Regions from separate parts of the Homo sapiens genome. Here region 2 is linked to region 1. A link is a loop called in an ENCODE intact Hi-C map of the cell type or tissue named here. Cell type or tissue: CD4-positive, alpha-beta T cell. All regions are shown on one strand. Each heading gives the region's core, and the rest is flanking DNA. Links, peaks and the distances in the headings are about the cores only. Region 1 holds the start of LOC105372309 (a long non-coding RNA gene). Region 2 has its middle 10 kb from the start of GATAD2A.

Region 1 (4,388 bases), core at 208-4,207:
CTCTTCTGAAAAAAGCAGCTGTTCTCCATAGTATTAGCCTGTTCTCATGCTACTAATAAAAAGACATACCCAAGACTGGGTAATTTATAAAGGAAGGAAGTTTAATTGACTCACAGTTCTACATGGCTGGAGGTGGGCGGTCGGTTCAAAATCATGGAGGAAGGCAAGGAGAGGCAAAGTCACATCTTACACTGTGGCAGGCAAGAGAGCATGTGCAGGCCAACTGCCCTCTATAAAACCATCAGATCTCGTGACATATATTCACTACCACAAGAACAGCTTGGGAAAGACACACACCCGTGATTCGATTACCTCCCTCCAGGTCCCTCTCATATCACACGGGAATTATGGGAGCTAGAATTCAAGATGAGATTTGGGTGGGGACACAGCCAAACCATATCATCCATCATTTGAAGGAACTGTGGTCTCAGGAAGCTAGGCATTGAGTGTGCACGCTGCCCCCTAGAATTCCACACCTACATCACAGAGACAGAATAGTCTCAAAGGATTCTTAAGGGTAATATGGGCAGCCAAAAGGAGGAGATGAATTCACAGCCTCTGCCTTACCTTCTGGTCTAACAAATACTACTCCTATCCTGGCCCAAAAGGATTCCCATACTCTTTTCTGGGTTGCACAAGGAGTAATTCAGAAAGACAAAAACTTATTAATGCCCCTTCATTCTCCATAACTTCTGAGGTAAGTTGTTCATTCCCTGGGTTTTAGGTTGTTGTTCTCTCTCTACCTCCACAGAACCAGTGTGTCCCATTCCATTACCTATAATTTCACCCATATTCTTCTTACCTCCTACTTTCTCCTAGACATTTTATCCAGTAGAGCCAGGTGAAATACAGACAAGTATATTTACACAAAACTTAACCAGAACTAAGTTGGAGTCCCATAAGCCCTATTGGGCTGCGATGGCACTCAGGCTGGCCTAAGGTTGTGGTTATGGAAAAGAATGCCACATTTTGCCCAGGAATGATCAATGTGGAATCTCAAATTTGGGAAATAGATCCTTAGAGCCCCCAACCGTTTCATCCTTCTCTTGGAGGCAATCAGGAAGAGATAATCCCCTTTTGGAGGAAACCATGTCTAATCAACAAATTACCTAACCAACATGTGTGGAAAAGGAGGTAAAATCAGACAGTTGACCCATTTTAGTAGATTTGGTAATAAATGCCACAAAGTCAGAGTTCAAGTGGTCTCAAAAGCCTAAAAGGCGACACAGATTAGTTTCAAGGAACACATGGTGTCACTGAGTGTTCCAACTTCCCAGAGGGTGAGTACCATGGCAACTTTGAGCAGGCTGGGAAACGATCCCAGACCCTTGAGGGTCTGTGAGAAATCAAACTTTCGGCACTTTGGAAGTCAGGAAACCAGCACGTTGGGGGAGGCGGGATCACAGTTACTTGCTGAGACAAGCTGCCCTGGCTACGTTCACTCCCGTCAGGTAGGAGAGGTTAAAGAACAGGAAGGCTCCCCCTCCGCAGGGCGGAACTGCTCTGAAGGCATGGAGGAGCGACGCTGAAGGTGGAGGCTTCGCCCACCATGCCGGGAGCTAAAATTTCTTAACCAATGCCGGCCAGCGATGGCAGGGCTGCGGGACTACAATCCCAGCGCGCACAGGGATCAGGGACTGTGCGCATCACTGGAAGAAGCGGCAGAACGGCGCGCGCCTCGCTGAGCTTTCTGGGAGATGTAGTCTCATGGCAACTCCCAGCCTTTTGGCCACAAGGCTACGGGACCTACAATCCCAGCCTGTACCAGGATCGGGAGCAGTTCGCAGCACTAGAGGAAGGGGCAGGGCGGTGCGCGCCGCGCCTGATATGCTGGGAGCTGTAGTCTCTTCACGGTTTTTAGCCAATGAGTAGGTAGCTTCAGAACTACAATCCCAGTATGCATGGGGGCGGTGCGTAGTCCTGGAGGTAGGGGCTGAGAGGTGTGGACTTACCGGTGTCCAAAGCATTGCTAGCAGCCAATTCCATGCCGCCCCGTTGCCAGGGAGAGTGAATACAGCTAGGGACGTGAAGGGTAGGTCTGGGCTGGGCATTGAGGAGGGTATTAGGCTAGGAAGTATACCTCACCTTTGTCCAAATCGGGTGGTTCGGCCTCCTCTCATTGGCCCTATGCAGCTGGGTTGCCTCTCTCACCCGCACCCAAGGGTCTTTCCAGAGTGTTGCGTCATTTCCAGCCCAGGGAGCTGCCTTCTTTCCTAAACTGCAATGGAAACTGTCCTGATGTCTGAGACAATGTCCGTTGTGCCGCAGCCCTCTGCCTTCTCTAGCCAGAGCGCGAGCTCAGCTGCTTTTGAGAGAAATCAGCCACCTGGCCCACCTGTGCACAACTTCAGAGCTTTGTAGGGGGTGACAAGGACTGTGTCTTCAGGGAAATGTCACGGGCATTAGCGCCTTTTTCGCAAATGTGAAAGTTGAGAAATCAAGAAGGTTAATTATTGGGTTGCCCAAGATCTGCTAAGAGCAAAGGAGAAAACTCCGTTTCCCAGGCATGTGTCTTGTGAGCCATTTTTAAATCAACCCTCTTAAGTGGACAAGCTCCAGAACACAACATGAAGCTGATGATGACTTAGGCAATTTATGCTTGAACTCATTGGCCTCATCTCAAGTCAGTGTCTCAGAGACACAGGTGGGACCTGATCCCCAAGGAACAGATAGCATTCCAGATTCATGGGAGCAACTTTTGAGATGTGGAGCACCCGGGGGGTCATTTGAAACCCATCAGGTTGCCGGGCGCGGTGGCTCACGCCTGTAATCCCAGCACTTTGGGAGGCCGAGGTGGGTGGATCACCTGAGGTAGGGAGTTCGAGACCAAACTGACCAACATGGAGAAACCCCATCTCTATTAAAAATACAAAATTAGTCGGGCATGGTGGCGCATGCCTGTAATCATAGCTACTCGGAAGGCTGAGGTAGGAGAATCACTTGAATCTGGGAGGCAGAGGTTGCGGTGAGTCGAGATAGCGCCACTGCACTCCAGCATGGGCAACAAGAGGAAAACTCCACCTCAAAAAAAAAAAAAAAAAAAAAAAAAGGTGTGTGTAATCTTCAGTTTTCAAGATGATTACAAAGATAATATTTATAGAAAGTATGCAAAATAAAATACAATCAAAGCATGCCAATAGAAAGTTAAATAAAAATTAAGAAAGTAAAACAGGCTGGGTGTGGTGGCTCACACCTGTAATCCCAGCACTTTGGGAGGCTGAGGCGGGTGGATCACAAGGTCAAGAGATGGAGACCATCCTGGCTAACATGGTGAAACCCTGTCTCTACTAAAAATACAAAAATTAGCTGGGCTTAGTGGCACGTGCCTGTAGTCCTAGCTACTCGGGAGGCTGAGGCAGGAGAATCACTTGAACCCGGGAGGCAGAGATTGCAGTGAGCCGAGATCACGCCACTGCACTCCAGCCTGGTGACAGAGCAAGACTCCGTCTCAAAAAAAAAAAAAAAGAAACCAAGTAAAACAGAAAATGAGAAAAATATAACTACTAGAAACACATAAAACAATAACAATATAACTAGTAATAACTTCATTTCCTTAATAAATTATTTTAAATATAAATTAAGTAAACTACTTAATAAAATGAAATGTAGTCTTAGGACTTTGGAAGGCCAAGATGGGCTGATCACTTGACCTGAGGAGTTCACCACCAGCTTGGGCAACATGGGAAAACTCTGTCTCTACAAAAAAATACAAAAAAGCTAGCTGGGTGCGATGGCAAATACTTGTAAATCAGCTACTTGAGAGGCTGAAATGAGAGGATCATCTGAGTTTGGGAGGTTCTGGCAGCAGTGAGCCCTGCAAATCAGCCTGGTTGACCGAATGAGACCCTATTGAAATACAAATGAGGCCTGGCGCGTTGGCTCATGCCTGTAATCCCAGCACTTTGAGAGGCTGAGGCAGGCAGATCACGAGGTCAGGAGTTCGAGACCAGCCTGGCCAATATGGTGAAACCCCCATCTCGACTAAAAACACAAAAATCAGCCAGGCATTGTGGCACGTGCCTATAGTCCCAGGGACTTGGGAGGATGTGGCAGAAGAATCGCTTGAACCCGGGAGGCAGAGGTTGCAGTGAGCTGAGATTGTACCACTGCACTCCAGCTTGGGTGACAGAGTGAGATTCCATCTCCAAAAAAAAAAAAAAAACCTACACTGAAAAAACACACTAATATGAAACTTCAAAACAATAATAAGAGAAATGTTTACTCTCATAAAACCTGGTATGCAACATTGATGTATCATTAAAAAAAACTTGTCAGGCTGGGTGCAGTGGCTCACACCTGTAATCTCAGCACTATGGGAGGCCGAGGCGGGTGGATCACCTATGGTCAGGAGTTTCAGAACAGCCTGGCCAATGTGGTGAAACCCTATC
Region 2 (4,388 bases), core at 174-4,173, 660 kb before region 1:
CTGTAACCCTAGCACTTTGGGAGGCTGAGGCAGGGGATCACTTGAGATCAGGAGTTTGAGACCAGCCTGGCCAAAATGGCAAAACCCTGTCTACTAAAAATCCAAAAATTAGCTGGGCGTGGTGGCACATGCCTGTAATCCCAGCTACTCGGGAGGCTGAGGCACAAGAATGGCTTGAACCTGAGTGAGAGGCAGAGTTTGCAGTGAGCTGAGGTCGGGCCACTGCACTCCAGCCTGAGTGACAGAGTGAGATTCCGTGTAAAAAAAAAAAAATTATAAGGGACAAGTGAACACTTAAGAGCTTTACTTGTGTGGCCATAAGATATGGTGTATGTGTGTTTTCTAGTGCAATTTACATTACATTAAAAATTAGAAAGTGTTAAATCTTCTGGCCCATGTAACTTCCTATGCGAACAAATAATTCAGGAACAAACACTTTCATGCCTAAGATAAAACATTTTCATGCTTGGTGATGGGGGTCTGGCAGTGAGCAGGACTGACACAGCTGGCCTTCCAGAAGCTTACATCTTAGTTGCAGACAAATAAACAAGCAAATGAATGAAAGAACATTGTGAGGTTTCTTGAGAATATCCCTAAGTGCTGCAGCTACCCTCATTGGGAGCTTCAGGTGGGGTTTCTTGGAGGTGTAGAAGTGAAACCTCACTACCTCTTTAATTTCCTCACTGGGCTCCTGTTTCCTGTCTCTAAAAGGAGACAGAAATTATGGCATTTTCCTACTTGATTGTTGGCGATAGTTGATTCATGACCACTGTGGCTGTAATCTTGGAGAAACGAGAGAAACTAGAATGGTCACGGCAGGGAGCATTTTCAGGTTTGCCTTTGTTTCTTTTTTTTTTTTTGGAGACAGTCTTGCTCTGTCGCCCAGGCTGGAGTGCAGTGGCGTGATCTTGGCTCACTGCAACCTCCACCTCCTGGGTTCAAGTGATTCTCCTACCTCAGCCTCCCGAGTAGCTGGGATTACAGGCACCTGCCACCACGGCTGGCTAATTTTTTGTGTTTTAGTAGAGATGGGGGTTTCACCATGTTGCCCAGGGTGGTCTCGAACTCCTGAGCTCAAGCAATCCTCCCGCCTAGGCCTCCCAAAGTGCTGGGATTACAGGTGTGAGCCACCATGCCTGGCCAAGTTTGCCTTTCTTGAAGTCAGTGGAGACGTGTTTTTGGAATCCTGTGGCATTTCTTCATGGCAATGCATATTACACTAAGTGATAAACCGCTCTAAAAGCCCTTCCCTTGTTGAAATCTTAAAAACATTCAGACAAGCTGGGGCTGCCTGGGTGTTGGTGGTGGTTTAGGAATAATGAGATTTCCAATAGATGACTGCTTTGTTATGTATTGGTAGACTCTTGGTGCATGGATTTCCCTCTGCCCGGGCTTTCCTCTTTTTTTTTTTTTTTTTTGAGATGGAGTCTCGCTGTGTTGCCCAGGTTGGAGTGCAGTAGTGTGATCTTGGCCCACTGCAACCTCTGCCTCCCAGGTTCAAGCGATTCTCCTGTCTCAGCCTCCTGAGTAGCTGGGATTACAGGCGGCATGCTGCCATGCCTGGCTAATTTTTTGTATTTTAGTAGAGACGGGGTTTCACTGTGTTGCCCAGGCTGGTCTTGAACTGAGCTCAGAAAATTCACCCACCTCGGTCTCCCAAAGTGCTGGGATTACAGGCGTGAGCCACCACTCCCGGCCCAGGCTTTCCTCTTACACTGGGACTGGGAAGGTGCTGTTTAGACTTTTTTATGTTGGGCAAGGCTGGAAGTCTTAGATTTGACAGGTGCTTTTCTTAAGTAAGTGTATCTGTGAGAGGTGGGGCTGGAGAGCAAGGCGGGATATTCATTTTGGGCACAGCCTCGAGGGCAAGAGGGAGGGTGTTAGAAGGAGAGTTTCTGGTTGTCTTTTTTTTTCCCTTCCACCCAAGTTCTGACTCTGGAGGTGGAGAGGCAGGCCCAGGCCGGAAGTGGGCGTGGACAAGTAATGCAACTGTGCATGTGACCAGGCTCCCACCTCTGGGCTCTGCTGCCCTTGGGAAGTGGATGCTTGCTCCCTCCTGACTTCCTGTTCTCCCTCCTTACAGGCTGAGTTCTTGGGCTCCAAGTTGAGCACAGAAAATACGTTCAAGGCCGGGCGCGGTGGCTCACGCCTGTAATCCCAGCACTTTGGGAGGCTGAGGCAGGCGGATCATTTGAGCCCAGGAGTTTGAGACCTGCCTGGCCAACATGGCGAAACCCCGTCCCTACTAAAAATGTAAAAACTAGCTAGGTGTGGTGGTGCACGCCTGTAATCCCAGGTACTCTGGAGGCTGAGGCAGGAGAATCACTTGAACCCAGGAGGCGGGGTTTGCAATGAGCTGAGATCATGCCACTGCACTCCAGCCTGGGCAACAGAGCGAGATTCCGTCTCAAAAAAAAAAAATAGAAAACATGTTCAAGTTACCCCTTTTCCTTGGTAAGCCGCTTTGTCAGAGCTGGAAGCCACCAGTGGACCTGTACTTGCCAGTTTTGGGGTCTCAACTAATACACCCACAAACTCAGAGGCCTATCTGGCAGGGCGGCCAAAAAGATGGTTTCTTGTTATATTATCACAGTGTTCCCCTCGGGAGCTTGTCTGCACCAAGAGCTGCCTGGAGGTGTGTATGGAACTTAAAGAATCCGACAGTAGATAGGTCCTTCAGGAAGAGTGTGTTCTTGAAGAATCGTTTGCAGTTACTTACAGCTTTTTGCTTTATAAAAGTACGGTGGGAGTCCCTGTGCCATAGAAACTTTAGAGCCAAAAAACTTTGGGCTTGATCCTGATTCTACCACTTGCTGGCATGTGACCTTAGAAAAATAGCCTAACTTCAAGTGGCCTACTCTTTCTGAGCCTCAGTTTCCTCAAAATTAAACTCAAATCCTCGTTTGTGGGCTGGTTTGTTTGTAAGCATACAGCAAGCGGCCAGACTGTTGTAGATGCCTAGTAAAGGTAGTTGTTAAAGAATCATATTTAGGAGCCGGGCACGGTGGCTCACACCTGTAAACCCAGCACTTTGGGAGGCTGAGGCGGGTGGATCGCCTGAGGTCAGGAGTTTGAGACCAGCCTGGCCAACATAGTGAAACCCTGTCTGTACTGAAAATACGAATTAGCTGGGTGGTGGGCGCCTCTAATCCCAGTTACTAGGGAGGTTGAGGTAGGAGAATCGCTTGAACCTGGAAGGCGGAGGTTGCAGTGAGCTGAGATCATGCCACTGCACTCCAGCCTGGGCAACAAAAGTGAAACTCCGTCTGAAAAAAAAATCATATTTAGGCTGACCGTTTCTCTTGAGGTTGGCACCTGAGGTTGGACAACAATCTGTGGATGTTAATACTGCCCAAGAACAAACCAGTTGACACTGGGCCAATAGGCTGAGCATGTCTGAAGGCCAGTGATCTGGAAGTTCCTAGTTTGGTTGATTTTTCCCAGTTGAGATCCCTTAGTTCATTGTAGCTTTAACCCCTACAGCCTCACCTTACTGTACTCTCCATATGGACTTGAAGTGCCTCAGGAAACATGATGGGGTAATTGGGAAAAAGGCTCAAACCTTGAGCTCAGGTGATCTGCCTGCCTTGGCCTCTTAAAGTGCTGGGATTTCAGGCATGAGCCACTGTGCGCGACCTGTTTGTTAGGTTTCTTTTTCTTTTCTTTCTTTCTTTCTTTTTTTTGAGACAGTCTCGCTATGTTGCCCAGGCTGGAGTGCAATGGTGCAGTCTCAGCTCATTGCAACCTCCACCTCCTGGGTTCAAGCCATTCTTCTGCGTCAGCCTCCCGAGTAGCTGGGATTACAGGCGCCTGCCACCATGCAGGGCTAATTTTTGTATTTTCGGTAGAGATGAGGTTTCACCATGTTGGCCAGGCTGGTCTCAAACTCCTGACCTCGTAATCTGCCCAACTCAGCATCCCAAAGTGTGGGATTACAGGCGTGAGCCACTGCTCCCAGCCGTTAGGTTTCTTAAGTGGCTAGGTGTTCTGAGAAGAGGCATAGCATGGGCACAGGCAGAGACCTGGAGTTGAAAACAGCCAAGTGAGTTCCCTTGACCTGAGGAGGTTATGCTCTTCTAAAAGTCAGAGTTTGAGCTGATCACATTGGCAAGAAAAGTCCAAAATTGCTTCCAAAGGTAGAAAGTTAAAATGTGCTATAGTAGGATCCAAGATTAAACTCAAAATAGTATTTAAATTGAGCTTTTATTTTTTTTGAGACGGAGTTTCGCTCTTGTTGCCCAGGCTGGAGTGCAATGGCGTGATCTCAGCTTACCGCAACCTCCGCCTCCTGGGTTCAAGCGATTCTCCTGCCTCAGCAGGAGAATGAGTAATGTGTAATGAGGCTAATTATATATTTTTAGTAGAGATGGGGTTTCTCCATGATGGTC

What was found. A loop is a pair of places that touch in the nucleus more often than their neighbours do. Peaks named below come from ENCODE experiments on the same cell type or tissue, not always from the same donor. Only the 100,000 strongest peaks of a DNase experiment are listed, where the experiment ranks them.
Region 2: a loop joins it to region 1, with 7 times the contacts of the local background. A loop is called at or near these places in 1 of 110 quality-filtered maps.

What each region holds. Positions count from the first base shown.
Region 1 is chr19:20,050,478-20,054,865 of GRCh38, forward strand. LOC105372309 (a long non-coding RNA gene) reads right to left here and starts at 2,316. Exons shown (of 3, transcript XR_936387.2): 1 at 2,086-2,316. RefSeq lists enhancers at 872-1,599, 1,600-2,326. In CD4-positive, alpha-beta T cell, for the core only: no CTCF peak of the experiment used is centred there; DNase peaks (open chromatin) are centred at 1,564 and 1,714; H3K4me3 peaks cover 1,614 bases; H3K27ac peaks cover 1,115 bases.
Region 2 is chr19:19,393,046-19,397,433 of GRCh38, forward strand. It overlaps a transcript of GATAD2A not described here. Among named protein-coding and RNA genes, the nearest start is that of GATAD2A, 10 kb to the right of the region's middle. RefSeq lists enhancers at 1,833-1,922, 1,944-2,797. In CD4-positive, alpha-beta T cell, for the core only: no CTCF peak of the experiment used is centred there; a DNase peak (open chromatin) is centred at 1,966; H3K27ac peaks cover 413 bases.